3 separate regions of the Homo sapiens genome follow, and all the other regions are linked to region 1. A link is an interaction called in ENCODE POLR2A ChIA-PET data of the cell type or tissue named here. Cell type or tissue: GM12878. All regions are shown on one strand.

What was found. Peaks named below come from ENCODE experiments on the same cell type or tissue, not always from the same donor. Only the 100,000 strongest peaks of a DNase experiment are listed, where the experiment ranks them.
Region 2: POLR2A ChIA-PET joins it to region 1 with 7 read pairs; 11 of 35 experiments call an interaction of 5 or more read pairs at or near these places.
Region 3: POLR2A ChIA-PET joins it to region 1 with 5 read pairs; 2 of 35 experiments call an interaction of 5 or more read pairs at or near these places.

The regions. Positions count from the first base shown.
Region 1 is chr15:90,710,019-90,712,518 of GRCh38, forward strand. The region is part of intron 2 of CRTC3-AS1 (CRTC3 antisense RNA 1); the gene reads right to left. Among named protein-coding and RNA genes, the nearest start is that of CRTC3-AS1, 5.9 kb to the right of the region's middle. In GM12878, no CTCF peak of the experiment used is centred here; a DNase peak (open chromatin) is centred at 1,564; H3K27ac peaks cover 528 bases.
Region 2 is chr15:90,851,960-90,854,459 of GRCh38, forward strand. It overlaps LOC105370969 (a long non-coding RNA gene), which reads left to right. Exons shown (of 3, transcript XR_932610.3): 3 at 783-1,670. Among named protein-coding and RNA genes, the nearest start is that of FURIN, 15 kb to the right of the region's middle. RefSeq lists enhancers at 788-877, 888-937. In GM12878, no CTCF peak of the experiment used is centred here; a DNase peak (open chromatin) is centred at 1,132; H3K27ac peaks cover 1,667 bases.
Region 3 is chr15:90,441,871-90,444,370 of GRCh38, forward strand. IQGAP1 (IQ motif containing GTPase activating protein 1) reads left to right here. Exons shown (of 38, transcript NM_003870.4): 9 at 1,524-1,608. Among named protein-coding and RNA genes, the nearest start is that of IQGAP1, 55 kb to the left of the region's middle. In GM12878, no CTCF peak of the experiment used is centred here; no DNase peak of the experiment used is centred here.

The sequences.
Region 1 (2,500 bases):
TGGCCAGACTGCTCTCGAACTCCTGGCCCCAAGTGATCCGCCGGCCTCGGCCTCCCAAAATGTTGGGATTACAGGTGTGAGCCATCACGCCTGGCCACAGTGAAGTATTTCTATGACTCATTCCTCCATCTACCCAGTTCCCACTCCCAACAGGTATTCATGATTATTAGCTTCTTATTTATTAGAAAAGTTTAAATGAATATGCTAGCTGACACATATCCGAATCATTTTCCCCCATTCTCTAAATAAACATAGCATCCTATGGCTACTGTTTTGCAGTTCGCCTTTTTTTTTTTAAGTATAAACGGGAATTAATTGGCTTATATGACTGCAAAGTCCAGGACGTGGCTGCCAGTACAGCAGGATCCAGGGCCTCAGACAATTAATTCCACCAAAACCCAGCTTCTCTCCTTCTCTTGCCTGCACTCTCCTCTCCGGTGGCTGCATCCTCAGGCAGGCTCCCCTCCTAGTCCCACATCCAGGATGACACCTTAACAGTTTGGGAACTCCAACAGAAAGGGCACACCTATTACCACATTCCCGGTAGATTCTAGCCAAAGTCCTGTGGAGGGCTCTCATTGGCCCAGCTGGAGTCATCAGGCCAAGCCAGTAGGATATACTGATTGGCCAGGCTGACGTGGCAGGGCCACCCCTGGTGTTCCAGGCTTGAGAAGTCAGTCCCACATTGGCATGAGTTTCCTGGCTGAATTGAGAAAAGTGGCTCTCCAAAGCCGTGTCAGGCTGCTGTAAGTGGATGATTTTCCCCAGGCAAAGATTACAGATGTCTACTGCAAAAGGCAGTGTTTTTGATGTCTTTTTTTTTGGCTCTTTCATGCCAGGAAGCTGCTATTATGCCAAACGCATCTGTGGCTCAGGCCATACAGGACCAAACGAAAAGCCAAAGTTGTTTACATCTTTCCTATGATCTTGTTTTTGTGGGCGCCCAAAAAATTATATTACAAACCCTCCAACTAGTCCCAAGTCCATACCTCTAACTACCCCCTTTTTCTAACACAAAGCCAATATTTCCCCTGCCCTAAATTAACCCAAGGCTAGGTACTACAGAACCCCTAGAGATACCGCTAATCTCCAAAACCCACCAGAATTATTCAGACCACCCAGTCCCAAACTTTCCCTGCACTGCCTTGCCTTCCCTGCTGAAACGCTAATAAAGGTTCTCGTTTAAGCTTTCCCTTCACTCCCTTCTGCCTCCTGACCAAACCTGGTGCTTCTTCTCCATGTGGCCCTGCATGGCGTGGTGTGTCCCTCCTCTCAGGAAATGTGGATAAATTATTCCTTCAAAGCCACTAGTCTCTCTGTCATCAGTCAGTCGCTTCTATAAATTAAAATCCTACAGGTACAACTGAGAGAGGGGCTGCTGCGACTGAGTTTTCAGTCCTGGAAAACCACACTTTTTTTTTCTGTCTCTGCAAGGCTTTGGCAGTCTCTCCTCTCCACCCCCTTATTAATGCTGGCCTCTGTTTCACAGGTACCTCTCTACACGAGCAGGTGCAAATTGTCACTGATGGGGGAAACATGAAACAAACTCAGATGCCTCCAGGGACACGTGAGAAGCCACACTTGTTTCAGCCTATTGTTCTCTTGAGGGAATGTGGGCCCTGTGATGATGCTAGATCTTTCTTTTCTTTCTGTACCTTCCTCTCTTCTTCCCTCTCTCCTTCCTTCCCTCCTTCTCTCCTTCCCTCACACCCTCCCTCCCTTTCTTCTTTCCTCTTTTTTAAGAAAAACTGAAAATCTATTTCTGTTTTGATTGGAGCTTTTGTGTGTGTGTAAAATATGTTGTGTGTGTGTTTTTTTTTTCCACAGCAACTGCTTTTTGTGTGTGTGGTAAAATATGTATGAAATAAACTGCCATTTTAACCTTTTTATGAGTAGAACTCAATGGCATTAATTACATTCAAAATGCTGTACAGCCATTGCCACAATTTCTAAACTTTTTCATCCCCCCAAATGGAAACTATGAACCCAGTAAGCAATAATTCCTCATTCTTCCCTCCTTCCTACTCTCAGTTCCTGAAACCTCTAATCTACTTTCTGTCTCTATGAATTTGCCTATTCAAAATCTTTCATATAAATGGAGTCAGATCGTATTTGTTTTTTTGTGTTGGCATATTTGACTCAGAATGTTGTAGCATGTGTCAGAGCTTCACTCCTTTTCATGGCCGAATGATACTCCACTGTATGGATATACTACTTTTTTTTTTTTTTTTTTTGAGATGGAGCCTCGCTCTGTTGCCCAGGCTGGAGTGCAGTGGCACGATCTTGGCTCACTACAACCTCCACCTGCCAGGTTCAAGCAATTCTCCTGCCTCAGCCTCCCGAGTAGCTGGGGTTACAGGAACACGCCACCATGCCCGGCTAACTTTTTTGTATTTTTAGTAGAGACAGGGTTTCACTATGTTGGCCAGGCTGGTCTGGAACTCCTGACTTCAAGTGATCCACCCACCTCAGCCTCCCAAACTGCTGGGATTACAGGTGT
Region 2 (2,500 bases), 140 kb after region 1:
GGCTTGACCACTCTGTGCCTGTTTCCTCACCTGTAGCAGTTAGGAATGCATTTGGCTGCAGGTAACTGCAGAGCTCCAACCTCCCGCAAAACAGCAGCTTTGTTCATTTCATCTTGAAAAGCTCAGCCATGTGCGGTTGCTGGTTTTGGTTCAGGAGGTCAGAGAGAGGATTCATCATCTTTGTCTTTTTTCTTAGAAAAACCTGTTTACCTGAAGACTTCCCCTCAATGTCACTGCCAAAGGGAAGCCTTGCAACCAGGCTGCCGGTTGCACGGATCCAACATTTGCTCTGTGGGTCTCAGCCTGGGTCAAACTCACACCTCTAAGGGATGTTTGGAAATGTGTGGAGTCATTTTGGGTTGTCACAATGATTTAGCTGCAATGCATAGAACAGTCTTATATGAAGAATTGTCCTGCCCTAGAAGAAAAAAAAATGTCCCACCCAAATGCCAAAATGTCTGTGCCCCACTGAAAAGCTCCAGCCTCCGTAAGTGGAGGCAGTGAGTAGGGAAGGGCTGAGACAGATGCAGGTCAGGCACCAGCCCTCACTCCTGCCACATCCAGCTTGTAGGGCTGTGCCAGGGAGCATGGGGATGTGCCCAGGCCAGCGCCTGGCATGAGCACATGTTGGGGTCCCCAAGGCGTGCCTAAGGGGCGCTTTGGCCAGAGCACTGTGGCAAGGTCTGAGACTGGCAAAGAATGACCCCGGGGACTGAGCAGTGGATGCAGGTGGAAACAGAGTGCCTCTGATTTTCCTCTGACCTTCTTGCCTCTCTTCAAAGCCTGCCTGGCCCTCGGAGGCTGCCCAGTGCATCATAGTACATCCCACGGTGGCTCCCCAGATGGATTCTGACTCAGCAGCAGACGCAGCAGGGCAGGCAAAAGGATGTGGGGGAAACCTCACTGTGGCTCATCACCACGTCCATCTGCCTCACCAAGTTCCCAGCAAGGAGTCGGCCCTGATGGGTGTATTCCTCAGCCACAGCTCCTCAGTGGGCCAGCAAGGTGACTCGAAGGGCCTCTGCCACCTCTAAGATTGGGGAACAGGAAAGATGGACCTGGCCCCACCCCAGCCTGCGGGTCACCACCCATGGCGGGACAAGTGAGAAAAGTTGGCCTTGCTCACCGCTGGAGCCCAAACCACAGGTTTCATTTCCCCTTGATAAAGACAATGTTTGCTATTGTTGCATCTGATGGTAAAAGCAAGTCATATTCACTATCAAAAAGTTTGAAAGGCGGCCGGGCACGGTGGCTCACACTTGTATTCCCAGCATTTTGGGAGGCCGAGGCAGGCGGATCACAAGGTCAAGAGATCGAGACCATCCTGTCCAACATGGTGAAACCCCATCTCTACTAAAAATACAAAAATTAGATGGGCATGGTGGCGTGCACCTGTAGTTCCAACTACTTGGGAGGCTGAGGCAAGAGAATCGCTTGAACCCGGGAGGCAGAGGTTGCTGTGAGCCCCAAGATTGCACCACTACACTCTAGCCTGGCAACAGAGCGAGACTCCGTCTCAAAAAACAAAAAAAAAAAGGAAAATAAGAATCCAGCCTCAAGCCTGTCACCCAGGAACAATCACTCTAGTTGGCTGGTGTATTTCCCTCCAGTCTTTTTTTCAGTGTATGTATATAAACTTTATTTATATATATTATTTTATAGCCAGCTGCTTTTTTTCTTTTAATTCTAAATGATGGGCTGTTTTTTGTTTTAAAACACTGTAGACCAGCCAAGTGTGGTGGCTCAAACCGGTAATCCCAGCACTTTTGGAGGCTGAGGTGGGCAGATCACTTGAGCCCAGGAATTCAAGACCAGCCTGGGCAACATGGCAAAACCATGTCTCTACCAAAAATAAAAAAATTAGCCAGGCATGGTTCCATGCACCTGTAGTCCCTGCAACTTGGGAGGCTGAGATGGGAGGATCACCTGAGCCCAGAGAGGTCGAGGCTACAGTGAGCCATGATCATGCCATCACACTCCAGCCTGGGTGACAAGAGTGAGACCCTGTCTCAAAAACAAACAAACAAACAAACAAAAAAAAACACAGGCTGGGCACAGTGGCTCATGCCTGTAATCCCAGCACTTCGGCAGGCCAAGGTAGGTGGATCACCTGAGGTCAGGAGCTCAAGACCAGCCTGGCCAACATGGCGAAACCCTGTCTCTACTAAAAATACAAAAATTAGCCGGGTGTGGTGGCACACGCCTGTAATCCCAGCTACTTGGGAGGCTGAGGCATGAGAATCGCTTGAACCCGGGAGGTGGAGCTTGCAGCGAGCTGAGATTGTGCCACTGCACTCCAGCCTGGGCGACAGAGCAAGACTGCATCTCAAAAGAACAAACAAAAACAAAAACCACTGTAGACCAAGCAAACTCAACTCTTCCTCCTCCCATGCAGTGCTCCCTCTGCCTGTTTCCCCACATCACCTGTGTGATGGGGAGTGGGGGGGCACACAGCGAGGCTGAGGACTCATGGAATGACCCTTGGGAAGCCAGAATGGGC
Region 3 (2,500 bases), 270 kb before region 1:
TTAGTGCACTTTTGCAATTAGTTTCCACCTTACCCACACCCCTGAGCCCAGGCAACTACCAGTCTATTTTCTATTGCTGCCATTGACCTTTTTAAGAATTTTATACAAATGGAATGATGCAGTATCTAATCTTTTGGTGTGAGGCTCCATTTTGACCTCTGCTTCTTGAATTTTATATAAATAAAATTCTAGAGCGTAGCCATTAAAATTAATAGTGCCCTTTGGAAAGATTATCTCTAAATATTAACATAGTCTTTCCTCTTTCCCAGATTCTCTGGGGTAAAATGTTTGTGTACAGTTGTTATGGGTATGTGGAAGTTAGTTAAATGATTCTGACTTGAAAAAACTGAATCTGAGGATCTCATTTCCCGAGGTCAGGAGTTTGAGACCAGCCTGGCCAACATGGCGAAATCCCATCTATACTAAAAGTCAAAAATTAGCCCAGCGTTGTGTTGGGCTCCTGTAATCCCAGGTACTTGGGAGGCTGAGGCAGCAGAATCTATTGAACCTGGGAGGTGGAGGCTGCAGTGAGCCAAGACTGCACCAGCCAGGAGACAGGGCGAGACTCCGTCTCGGGGGGGAAAAAAAAAACTTCACACAAATTTATCCACCCCTTGTTAAAATTAGTGGTTGATGACAAAACGAAGACAATCCTGCTCTCAGAACATTCTTTGTATCTCTTATCATAGAGCAGGGATTTCAGTTTCCCAGTTAGGTGCCAAACTGGCCTGCAGGCAAGTAGCTGCTGCCCTGCCTCTGCCTATGTCACCAGTGAGACTCCAGGATTGTGGATCTGTATGTGCCCATTCTGCTCAGATCTGAGGCAAGGATGTGCTGCCCCTAATCCCAGCACTTTGGGAGGCCAAGGCGGGCAGATCACTTGAGGTTAGGAGTTTGAGACCAGCCTGGCCAATATGGTGAAACCCTATCTCTACTAAAAATACCAAAAAAATTAACTGGGCATGATGGTGCACGCCTGTAGTCCCAGCTACTCAGGAGGCTGAAGCAAGAGAATCACGTGAACCCAGGAGGCAGAGTTTTTAATGAGCCAAGATGGTGCCATTGCACTGCAGCCTGGGTGACAGAGTGAGACTCTGTCTCAAAAAAAAGACAGAATCTCGCTCAGTCACCTAGGCTGGAGTGCAGTGGCACGGTCATAACTCACTGCAGCCTTGAACTTCTGGGGAAAGCAATCTTACTGTCACAGCCTCCTGAGTAGCTGGGACTACAGGCATGTGCCACCACATTGGGCTAATAAAAAAAAGTTTTTTGTAGAGATGGGGTCTCGCTATGTTGCCCAGGCTGATCTCAAACTCTTGGCTTCAAGCCATCTTCCCACCTTGGCCTTCCAAAGCACTGGGATTACAGGCATGAGTTACTGTGCCTGCTTTGTTCTTTATAAAGGGTCTTAAGCTACACCCATATTCTTGGTAGTGTTATGGTGCAGGAGGAGCACACGTGTATTTATGTGGTCTTCTTAGACACCTTAAGCTAACTTAATTACGCTTTTTACTCATCCTCAGACAGAAAACTCAGAGAGAGAAAGAGATGTTTATGAGGAGCTGCTCACGCAAGCTGAAATTCAAGGCAATATAAACAAAGTCAATAGTAAGTATGTTCCTGAATCAGGCACCTAAAGGGATATTATAATATAATGTGAATGTTGATCTATTCTGGGACTTACAACATAGTTTGATTTACTTACTTTAGACATTCGTGGATTTGTTTAGCAATAATTGCTTGTTAACAATCTTTTGTGTTTCTATGCCTCCGTTTTAATTATTTATCTTCAGTCAGCCGCTTGTTCCTACACTGACAGTAGCATCATAGTAGTCTGTTTGGCTACAGTTTCACTCTTTCACCCTATTACATGCTTTTAAATATTATTTTCCTGGCCAGGCACAGTGGCTGATTAATCCCAGCACTTACATATCTGTAATCCCAGGACTTTGGGAGGCTAAGGCGGGTGGATCACCTGAGGTCAGAAGTTCGAGACCAGCCTAGCCAATATGGTAAAACCCCATCTCTACTAAAAATACAAAAATTAGCCGGGCATGGTGGCGTGCTCTTGTAGTCCCAGCTACTTGGGAGGCTGAGGCAGGAGAATTGCTTGAACCTGGGAGGCATAGGTTGCAGTGAGCTGAGATGGTGCCACTGTACTCCAGACTGGGCAACAGTGAGACTCTGTCTCAAAAAAAAAAAAATATTTTTCTATTTTTTTAAAGTAACATTATATTTTTGTTTTTCCTTTAAAGAATAATGCAAGCTGTCTAGAAATAAAAAATAAACCACAAAAATTAGACTCCTTCACTTAGAAATAATCATCACTTAGGAATAATCATTACTGGCATTTTTTTGTATGTCCTTCAAAACTGTGTGTGTGTGTGTGTGTGTGTGTGTGTGTGTGTGTATATATATATTTTTTTTTTTCTTTAAGAGACAGAGTTACACTTTGTTGTTTAGGCTGCAGTTGCGATTATGGTTTACTGCAGCCTCAAAC